Linked DNA regions of Homo sapiens: region 2 is linked to region 1. A link is an interaction called in ENCODE POLR2A ChIA-PET data of the cell type or tissue named here. Cell type or tissue: HepG2. All regions are shown on one strand. Links, peaks and the distances in the headings refer to the core of each region. The heading gives the core; the rest is flanking DNA. Region 1 has its middle 71 kb from the start of GCLM. Region 2 overlaps GCLM (glutamate-cysteine ligase modifier subunit).

The links. Peaks named below come from ENCODE experiments on the same cell type or tissue, not always from the same donor. Only the 100,000 strongest peaks of a DNase experiment are listed, where the experiment ranks them.
Region 2: POLR2A ChIA-PET joins it to region 1 with 6 read pairs; 4 of 35 experiments call an interaction of 5 or more read pairs at or near these places.

Annotation. Positions count from the first base shown.
Region 1 is chr1:93,977,307-93,982,693 of GRCh38, forward strand. No RefSeq gene overlaps it. Among named protein-coding and RNA genes, the nearest start is that of GCLM, 71 kb to the left of the region's middle. RefSeq lists an enhancer at 2,647-2,941. In HepG2, for the core only: a CTCF peak has its summit at 3,361 (motif pointing left); DNase peaks (open chromatin) are centred at 2,825 and 3,355; H3K4me3 peaks cover 938 bases.
Region 2 is chr1:93,881,981-93,887,367 of GRCh38, forward strand. It overlaps GCLM (glutamate-cysteine ligase modifier subunit), which reads right to left. Exons shown (of 7, transcript NM_002061.4): 7 at 3,219-5,387. Among named protein-coding and RNA genes, the nearest start is that of DNTTIP2, 5.5 kb to the left of the region's middle. In HepG2, for the core only: no CTCF peak of the experiment used is centred there; no DNase peak of the experiment used is centred there.

The sequences.
Region 1 (5,387 bases), core at 142-5,141:
GGGATTATCAACCTGCAGACTCCTGGGTCCACTCTCTGGCCATTGAATCTGAATTTCTGCATGCAGGGTTCAGGAGCCTACAGTTAAAACAAGCTCTCCTTGTGATTTTATGTTCATGAAAGTGTAAGAGTCAAAGTACACCACAAGCTAAAATCCAAATGGCTTAGCTTGGAGTACAAGGTGCACCAGCACATAGCTTGACTGGTTTCTATCTTCCCTGGAAGCACCTACCAAACACACATCTCCCCACTTCTAGCCATACTGATGCATCTCAGAGAACTTGCCAGGGTCTCTCTATCACTCCCATGCTGCTCCCATTCTTAGAGTACTCTCTCTACCATTCCCCTCCTCTCCTTACTCTTCCCCCTTGTTATTCTGTTAGTCTTCTTAACAGTGAGTTTAGTCATCATCTCCTTTGGATCAGGCATGCCTCCACTTCCTCCCTCTTAGTGAAACTCACCCTGAATCATAACACTGGATATTTGCCTTTCTCCCCATGGGACATTGAGCCCTGCAAGATTGGGAATTGTGTCTTGTCCTTGGTTTCTCAGTGCACTCTATGCTTCTCGACCCATAGTAGGGGCTCAGAAACAGGTGAGAGCTAACAAAGATCTTCAGTTAGAGATACCAGAGCTTTGAGTCTATTTGGGTTGGTATGTCTTCTTAACAAAACCTGAATATTGGTGGTTTTAAATTCTGGTCGCTAAAGGACAATAAAATTAATAAAAGAAATAAACCCAAGATATGAGATTAGCTGTGTACATTTAACTAAAGATTAAGTTAGGTATAACATACGGAACAAATTACAAATAGAGGTACCACCACAGTATGTCCCTGTTCTAACTCTGCAAAACCACCCACCTGAGGCTGGGGTTGGACTGGTGGGGGTGGCAGATGGGTGGGCTACCACTGGGAGTGAGGGAACCCAGGGCCTGAAACTAAGACATGTACCTCACCCCAGGACTTTGAAGGAGAAAGGAGGTCTGAGTGGGCATTTGTCGGCGTACTAAGGGTCAGTGCTCCTAAGATCAAGTAAAAACCATACCAAGTCTTAAAGGTAGGAATTAGAGTAGGGGCCACAAACAACACCATCAGTGAGGGTCAGGGGTCAGACAAAAACTGGGCCAAGAATGGGGAAGAGTTTGGGAAAGGTATAGCTGGTATGCTCCCACCAGCTCTTGGGAGGCTTGGCAGGCTCTGCCATGAGGCTTTATAATGAAGGCCTTGTTTTGGGCTGTCAACCAGAGGGAAGTTGTGGGTGCTGGTGAGTGTTCATGGCAATAGATACCTATGGAAGGGTGGGCATGTGGGCATGGTAGGCAGGAACTCCTTGATAAGATTCTCCCCAGTCTCCTCTCTCTGCTATTAACCAAGGCTTTCATGGCTTAAAAACAGGCCAGCACCCCTCCCTCTGCTCTGGTCAACCATATGTAGCCCCTTTTTCATCTCTTGCTCTCCCAAAATAAACTCAGATCACGAAATGGTGCGCCCATGAGTTTGCACGTTTGAAACTTTATTAACACTCCTGAAGTTCTTTCTTTTTGCAGAGGCCTCTGATAGAAGATGCAGTTTCCCTAAACAGCCAGCTTCTGTTACCTTGGCAGACCTTTTAACCTTAGCCTGACAAGAAGCTTGTGTCCGCCTCCCTGTGTTAACTGTCTTTTTCCAGAATCCCAGGGTGTGTCAGCAGCAGAGTGTTTATTCCAAATGGCTCACCATGCATGTTTCTTTAGCTTTCTTACATCCTTTTGTTTTATTATTTTCAGCTTGGCCTGTATTTGCCATTTTTTTCCACTTCATCAAAAGGTTGAATGAAAGGATGTCTATTCATCAGATTTCCATGGAACCATGCCATCAGGGAGTATCGTGAAGGCAAGTTGTCCTGGCTCCCCACCTCCGTCCTGGCCCCGCTGCTCTCTGCTTGGCTGTGTATGCACAGCCCTGCGGGTGCCTGCCTCCAGGTGGGAACCACTCCTGGGCTCTCTGCATATGGCTTCAGCATTGTTTCAACCCCCTTCTCCATCCTACCTTGCTGTTACAGTCCCAAGATTTGTTTCTCACTAGTGTTTTAGGTCCTGCAACTGCACTGTGTTTTTGAGAAGAGAGTCTGACATGTATACGCAGTACATGCCATTTGGCCTTTGCTTGATACCTGTCTGCTCCTCTGCTGTTCTTTTTAATTAAAAGGGAGAGAGGTATGTATGCGGGCTGGAGCAGGACTGGGGCCGTTAAGACTTGAGCCTGGTCCTGGCTCTGGCATTCAGTTTCCCTCTGACCTCAGGCAAGTTCCCTAAACCTTGGCTTTTTTATGGGCTTTAGTGAGTAGCCTGGCTGTTTCTTGGAAAACATGTTAAATATGTTGAAAATGCTAAATATTGAAAATACTTTCTCAGCTGCATCCTTTGGCAAATTCCAGATTCCTTCCTATCCGTCTTTGGTTTTGCAAGGTCCAAGGTCAGATATCCTAGTTTCCCTCTGCCTAAGCCTCTTCAGTTAGCTGGCCCAGTTTTCAGGGAAATAGGAATATGAGGCATAGACATTCATTAATTGTAGCTGTTAAAATTCCCAAGCAAATCCAAGTAGAATGTGGTTATGAAAGCCAAGGCCTGTTGCCAAAGAAAGATGTGTGTGTGTGTGTGTGTGTGTGTGTGCATGTGCACGTGCATGTGCGTGCATTGTGGGATATGTGCTTGTTATATAACTTCTGATCCTTGATCCCTGGATGTTATCCAGTGAGTAGCTGGTTGGATTTGGGGCTTAACATGGCTTGGGAGCTGTTTGGAGCCTTGGTGGGAACTAGATGACTCTGTGTTGTCTCAATCCTGCTGTGTAAATAGTCTCTTTCCCTGATCCATCTGCCACAGCCCAGCTGCTTTTCAGCTCCAGTGATCCTGCTTACTGATTCTCCTAGAGACAGAGATCTGAATGGTTGGTGAGGAGCCCATCCCAGGCTGGCAGGAAGGATTCTGGGCACTCTGGGGACATCTTTAATGGACTGTACCGTAAGATATTTTCAGTGTGGGACTTCCAAGCTTGCTCTGTCAAGGAACTTTAACATCCTGTGCAGCTGCTTGAGTTCTCTGGAGAGAGCTGTCTGTCCCACCTGAGCTGAGTTCCCTTCCCCCTCTAAACTAAGCTCCTTCCTCCTCTAAACTAAGCTCCTTCCTCAGAGCTGACCCAGGGCCCACTGCTGCCGCCAGTGCACAGGGGCCTGCAGGCCTGTTACAGCATTGGCTTAGTCTGGAAGGTCATATATCTGGCTGTTGTATGAATAAAAAATAGTATTTTCATCCTATCACTTAAGTTACCCAAGCTCAGCTGCTGTAGCCAGAGACCCTCACTAACTTGGGCCACCTAGTGGTCTAAGGGGACTGTGCTGCAGTCCTGCTCCACACAAACGCTCAGGGACCCAGAGTCCTTCCATCTTGTGGCTCTGCTATCCTGAGTCCTTGAGGCTGTTTCCATGGTCGAAACTGGGTTACCATAAATCCACATGTCATATGGCAGAGTCGGGGAAGACAGCGTGGAGGGGCAATGCTTCTTGGACTTTGGACACATCCTTTCTACTCTGTTCTGCTGGAGAAAACTTAGTGACAAGGCCACACCTTACTATGAGCTTGAGAAATGTAGCTCTTACCTGGGCGACCACCCACCAACTTATTACTCTGTTACTGTAGAAAAAGAAAAGAATGGATTTGGATGCATAGCTAGCGGCCTCCCTACATTCCATCCTTATAAATCATTCAGATACTTTGTGAATTGTGAATTCAAAGCCTGTTGTCAGCCGGCTTCAAGGGTATGTGGCCTGTTTAGTTGCACAGGATTCTACACTCATAGGGCTCTGCATTTGATTTAATGCTCTGTTACTGCCTTCTTGAAAGTCTAATTTTTTTAACAAGGTGACCACATTTTCATTTTGCACTGGGCCCCACAGATTACGTAGCCCGTTCTGTCTGCTCTTTCCCAAATTAACATTTTTGTTCTACCCAATTCAGTATTTAATGAAAATACATTTTATAGCAAGATACCATGAAAGATCATGTGAGGGATGCAAAGATGAGTAAAATTCAATATCAGAGATCTTGCAGTCCAGTAGGGAGCTGGGAGAAGTGAAGTAAGTTGTCATTCAGAAGAGTTGTGCACATATGGCTGTGAATATTCATGGGAATGAAGGCAGCTTCTGCTTGATGGTGATGTTGGCAGGGGTGGTGGCTGGTGGTGTAAGATATTTGCTCTGGGTAGAATATTTTAATTTTTATTTCTATTTATTTAATATATTGTAAAATATTTGTAGAGATGGTGTCTTGCCATGTTGCCCAGGTTGATCTCAAACTCCTGGGCTCAGGCGATTCTCTCAAAGTGCTGGCATTACAGGCATGAGCCACAGTGCCCAGCAGGGATATAATATTTTTAAAGGAACCATTTCAAGCATATAAAAATATAGAGAATAATCTTAAAAATATCTGTGTGCCCACCACTTTTTTTTGTCAATTCTTAACGTATTGCCATGTTTGTGTCACATATTTTTAAGAAATTTAAATATTACAGATACAGTTGAGCCTCCTTTGTAGCTCTCTCTGATCTCATCCCCTTCTTTCCCTGCCTAGGAACAGACAATCACTTCCTGAAGTTGGTGTTGATAATCCTCATGCATGTCACAATATTTTTTTTTTTACTATATACACATGTATCTATAGTATTTAGTATTTTACGTTTTAAATTTTATAAAAATTGCACCATACTTCACTTATTAATTCAGCAAATACCTTATTGTTTAAATAATTTCAACTTTTATTTTACATTTAAAAAGTATATGTGCAGGTTTATTACATGGGTGTATTGTGTGATGCTGAGGCTTAGGGTATCATTGGTCACATCACCCAGGTGGTGAGCATAGTATCCAATAGTTAGTTTTTCAACCCTTTCCCCCTTCCCTCCCTGCCCCCTCTAGTAGTCCTCAGTGTCTATTATTATTATGCCATCTTTAGGTCCATGAGTACCCAATGTTTAGCTCCCACTTATAAATGAGAACATGTGGTTTTGGTTTTCTTTTGCTTTTTAATTTTCTTAAGATATTGGCCTCCAGCTGCATTCATGTTGCTGCCGAGGACATAATTTTGTTCTTTTTTATGGCTTCATAGTATTCCATGATATATATATATATATATATATATATATATATATATAATCTCACATTTTCTTCTTTATCCAGTCTACTGTTGATGGGCATCTAGGTTGATTCCATGTCTTTGCTATTATAAATAGTGCTGCAGTGAACATATGTGTGCATGTGTCTTTTTGGTACAATGACTTATTTTCTTTTGAGAAATAAATCATTCTGGATGATTTATTGGGACTGCTGGGTCAAATGGTAGTTCTAAGTTCTT
Region 2 (5,387 bases), core at 121-5,120, 95 kb before region 1:
TCAATGCCCCAACCCCCACATTTTTTAACGGTAACCAGTACTATTACTCAGGCCCAAAAGGAAATTTACCTTAAATAATCTATATTTTACTAATTAAATCCTTAAACTGAAAGGTCAAAGCTCCCTGGAATTTTAGGCATTAACCAAAAGATGAGAGTTTTAGTGCATGAGCCTTCTAAAAATGCATACTATTCATGGTCATTCTGCATTGTTACATGTAAAACATTACTATTAAAATTAAGTTTGACCTGTAAGATGTCCAGTGATCCCATTTTCTGGTCTTCAAACCTTTGAATGTGGGCTGGACTTAGTGAGTTCTAATGAAACGAGTATGACAAAAATGATGGATGTCACTTTCAGGATTAGGTTAACAAAAGGCTGGCTTCTATCTTGCTCTCTCTCAATCATTCACTCTGTAGGAACCTAGCTGTACGTTATAAGCTGTCCTTTGAAGAGAACACTGTGGCAAGGAACTGAGTGAAGGAGGCCTCTGGCCTACACCCAGTGAAGAATTAAGGAACTCAGTCTGACAACGTGTGAGGCACTGAGTCCTGCCAACAACTACACGAGTGAGCTTGGAAACAGACCCTCAGTCCAGCCTTCAGGTGAGACTGCAGTCTTGACTTATCCATTGCTGCATCTGGATGCCTCAAAGTCATCCAGATACAACAATAGATAACCAGTAGTTATAGATTAACTTCATCTCTCCTAAAATTTCAAGTAAAATAAATAATACAGGCCAGGTACAGAGGCTCATACCTGTAATCCCAGCACTTTGGGAGGTTGAGGAGGCAGGATCACTTGAGCCCAGGAGTTTGAGACCAGCCTGGGCAACATAACAAAACCCCATCTCTACAAAATATATAAAAATTAGCCAGGCATGGTGGCATGCGCCAGTAGTCCCAGCTACTTGGGAGGCTGAGGTGGGAGGATCACTTGAGCCTGGGAGGTTGAGGCTGCAGTGAGCCATGATCATGCCACTGCACTCCAGCCTGGGTGACAGAGCGAGACCACGTCTTAAAAAAAAAAAAAAGAAAAAAGAAATAATACAGTATGTACTCATGTCTAGCTTCTTTCACTCAGCATAGTGTTTCTGTAATTCATCCATGTTATTGTGTATACCAGTAGTTGATTCTTTTTTATTGCTGAGTATTTCATTGTATGACTATATAACAATGGATTTATCCATTCAGCTGTTGATAGACATTTGGGTTGTATCTGGTTTTCAATATTGTATTTGGGGGCTTTTAGAATTCTGTAATGTCAAATGATCATTTAAGATTGAGTGCAAACTAAGCTGGGTGTGGTGGCATGTGCCTGTAGTCTCAGCAACTTGGGAGGCTGGAGCAGGAGGATTGTTTAGTTCAGGAGTTCTAGGCAGTAGTATGCGATGATCACACCTGTGAATAACCACTGCACTCCAATCTGGGCAACATAATGAAAACTGATCTCTATAAAAAACAAAAACAAAAACAAAAAACAAAGGTTGAGTGCAAAATAAAGACATTTCAGACAAATGGGATCTAGAAAATTTACTGTCACTAAAGACCTTTGGTAAAGAATTACTAAGGAGGCTAGGTACTGTGTCTCATGCCTGTAATCCCAGCACTTTGGGAGGCTGTGGTGAGAGGATCACTTGAGTCCAAGAGTTCAAGACCAGCCTGGGCAACATAGCGAGATCCTGTCTCTACAAAAATAAAAGTTAGCCAGGTGTGGTGGTGCATGTCTGTAGTCCCAGCTACTTGAGAGGCTGAGGTGGGAGGATGGCTTAAGCCTGGGAGGTTGAGGCTGCAGTGAGCCATGATCATGCCACAGTACACCAGCCTAAGAAACAGAGTGAGATCCCTGTCTCAAAAAAAAAAAAAACAAAAAAAAAAAACTTGAATAGAATGCAAGAATCAACAGTGAGCAAAGAAAGAGGGAAAATAATCAAAATAAGTAATGTTCATTGTAAAACATGAACCTTAAAATAATGGACCAGCAGACACATCAAAATCTTGCATGACATTTTACACATTTAGTCATTGCTGAGGAAACATGTTAAAGCTTTTGTTGACTTCTCTGGTAGCGGAACTACATATGACCATATCCTGATATATTTAGAGGAAATTAGCAAGCTTTCATCTTTTTATGACTTTTCCAAACTTAACCTACGCTTATCTCAACAGAAGCCATTCCTTTCTATAAGAATAAGCTTTTGAAGATGTTTTCCTTGAACTTCTAAAGTTTACATATTAACTACTCCATCATTCAATAGGGGCATATTTACAAACCAGGCAAACAAGGGTTTCTGCCCAGAATGCCTACCACACCTTGTCATCTGACCCTAGTCTAAAGCTAATTTCTTCAGGGAAGTTTTTCTTATCCTTAACCTGCTACTCAGTCCCACTTCCTTCCACATGCCCCAGTCCTTTTCATTACTTCTATCAACAGATACAGCTTTTTTTTTTTTTTTGAAACGGAGTCTTGCTCTGTCACCAGGCTGGAGTGCAGTGGCATGATCTTGGCTCACTGCAACCTCCAACTCCCTGGTTCAAGCGATTCTCCTGCCTCAGCCTCCTGAGTAGCTGGGACTACAGGCACATGCCACCACGCCCAGCTAATTTTTGTATTTTTAGTAGAGACAGGGTTTCACCATGTTGGCCAGGATGGTCTCAATCTCCCGACCTCGTGGTCTGCCCACCTCGGCCTCCCAAAGTGCTGGGATTACAGGCATGAGCCACTGTGCCCGGCCTTTTTTCTTTTTTTGGGGGACAGAGTCTGGCTCTGTCACCCATGCTGGAGTGCAGTGGTGTGATCTCGGCTCACTGCAACCTCCACCTCCCAGGTTCAAGTGATTCTTATCCCTCAGCCTCCCAAGTAGCTGGGATTACAGGCATGTACCACCATGCCCGAATAATTTTTGTATTTTTAGTAGAGACTGGGTTTCACCATGTTGGCCAGGCTGGTCTCGAACTTCTGGCCTCAAGTGATCTGCCCGCCTCGGCCTCCTAAAGTGCTGGAATTACAGGTGTGAGCCACTGCGCCCAGCCAACAGATGCAGCCTTTTATTGCTCTTATTCACATACAGATTCCTCCCTTTCCCCCCAAATATATCGTATATTCCTTGGGTATAGGAGTTATTTTTCATCTGTGTCCATCTGTAGCACAGTGCCTAACACATAGCAGGCATTCAATAAATCTTTGTGGAATGAATGAATGCATAAATAGCTTTATGATTTGGATGTTTTTAAATTATTAATTTATTTTCAAATCATACTCAGTTTGAGTTCAAATAGTTCAAAAATCAATATAATGCTTCAGGATGCTTCCAGCTATTGAAACAACCCAATTAAAAAATATACAACTCACACTTTATTTTAGTTAAATTCATAATGTAGGTAATATTAAAAATTATTATAAACATTTAATAATGCTTTATAATTTGCTATTATAGTACACCACTACAGACACATAAAAAGTTGACTTATCTAATTAAAACATTTTCCCTTCCTATGTTTCTAATTCTGAAAACTATAAAAATATTAAAGTCATGTTACATATTTTTCAAAAATAAAACTGCCATATCCCATTGCCAACTTTACATGAAAAAGGTATATGTTCTGGTATATTAGGAAGTTAATGATGAAAAATATAGGTTCAGAATTTTAATTTGGTGTATTTGAATATGAAAACACAAATGACACAAATGGTTTAAGTCTTCATTAAAACAAGCTTCACATTTCTCTGAATGCATATTTTGCAGAAGGATGAACTGCTAGCCAACATACAATAAATATATCAATTGTTTACATTCCCAAATTTTGAAAATACTGGGTGAAAAATCTAGAAAGACAGTGTTAAAGGAGCATAATTAAATGAACCTTAGACCTTTTATCATTGAAAATTAAGATCCTAATTTTAGTTACTGCTTGGCTGTGGTATGGGAAAGTCTGAACTATTCATGCAAAATAGAATAATTTTTTATTTTCCATTTTATACATAGCTGCTATCCAAATGATCTTTTTTGAAAAATGAAAAATTATTAGCTATTATTTGTGATTCAATTTCTAGCAATGGCCATCATAGTATGGTCTTTTACATCATGTGAAAATACTTGTTGCTTTTGGTGACTACAGTTTCATGGATGGGAATTCAAGATAGACTCATAACAGAACAAATTCCAAGTTACAGTACATTGTGTTAAAGTAAGGCTCCACTGTATTTTGGACATGTAATAAACAAGCTACAGCTTTTTTTTTCATATTTACTGGAAAAAAAACAATTATATAAACTTTCTACCTTGGTCTCACTGGATGCACATCTCCTCAGAAAACATCTCTTATATAAACTATTGATAACTTAGCTTTCAGTTTTAAGTAATTATTTGGTAGTATTACCACTCTCTATTTTATGGCTTTTTAAACATTAAGTCCTTAAATATTTGAAAAGTGTTCACTATATTCTGATAGTTCATGAAAAAAAGATGTGAACATCAGCCTGGAAAACATATATAAAGCCTTAAAAATCAGTGTTTTAAAAGAGTATTCAATAATAGAAAATCAAGAGTAGAGAGGTAAAAGTAAAAACTCATCAAAAAATTCCATACATGATCCCCTTCAGAAAATGAATCTATAGTCTTGCTTCTTTGTCAAGAGTTGAGGGTGCAGGTAGGAGATCACCAAAAAGCTCTGCTGAAGTTTAGATACATTAGCAACTAAGTTTTTTTTTCCCCCACTTTCAAAATAACCCTTCAAACAACCCATTTTTATAAGTCCAGGGTTATAAAAACAATAAATGGGATATTAAAGTTCCCTCTTAAAATATCTTGGCCAGTTCACTGTATAGATTTAAAATAAAATGAACGCTTGTTTAAGGACTTATATGAAAAAAATGTTGGGCATTTCCAAATGTAAAGATGAACTATATATATATTTAATAACATTACATACAATTAATATAAAGGCTAGAAGGCATAAGTAGCTCAATATCTAAACAAGTTTTCCCAGGCAAATCACATGATTTCACATAATTTTTCTTTTTTTTTTTTTTTTGAGACGCAGTCTCGCTCTGTCGCCCAGGCTGGAGTGCAATGGCGTGATCTCGGCTCACTGCAAACTCCGCCTCCCAGGTTCAAGCGATTCTCGTGCCTCGCCTCCAAAGTAGCTGGGATTACAGGAGCCCGCCACCACGCCTGGCTAATTTTTGTATTTTTAGCAGATACAGGGTTTCACCATGTTAGCCAGGCTGGTCTAGAACTCCTGACCTCAGGTGATCATCTGCCTTGGCCTCCCAGAGTGCTGGGATTACAGGCATGAGGTGTGCCCGGGCAGATTTCACATAATTTTAATGATCAAATTACCCAATCAGTAAACCACAAAATCCTACTTAGGAAAAGGGTCTATAAT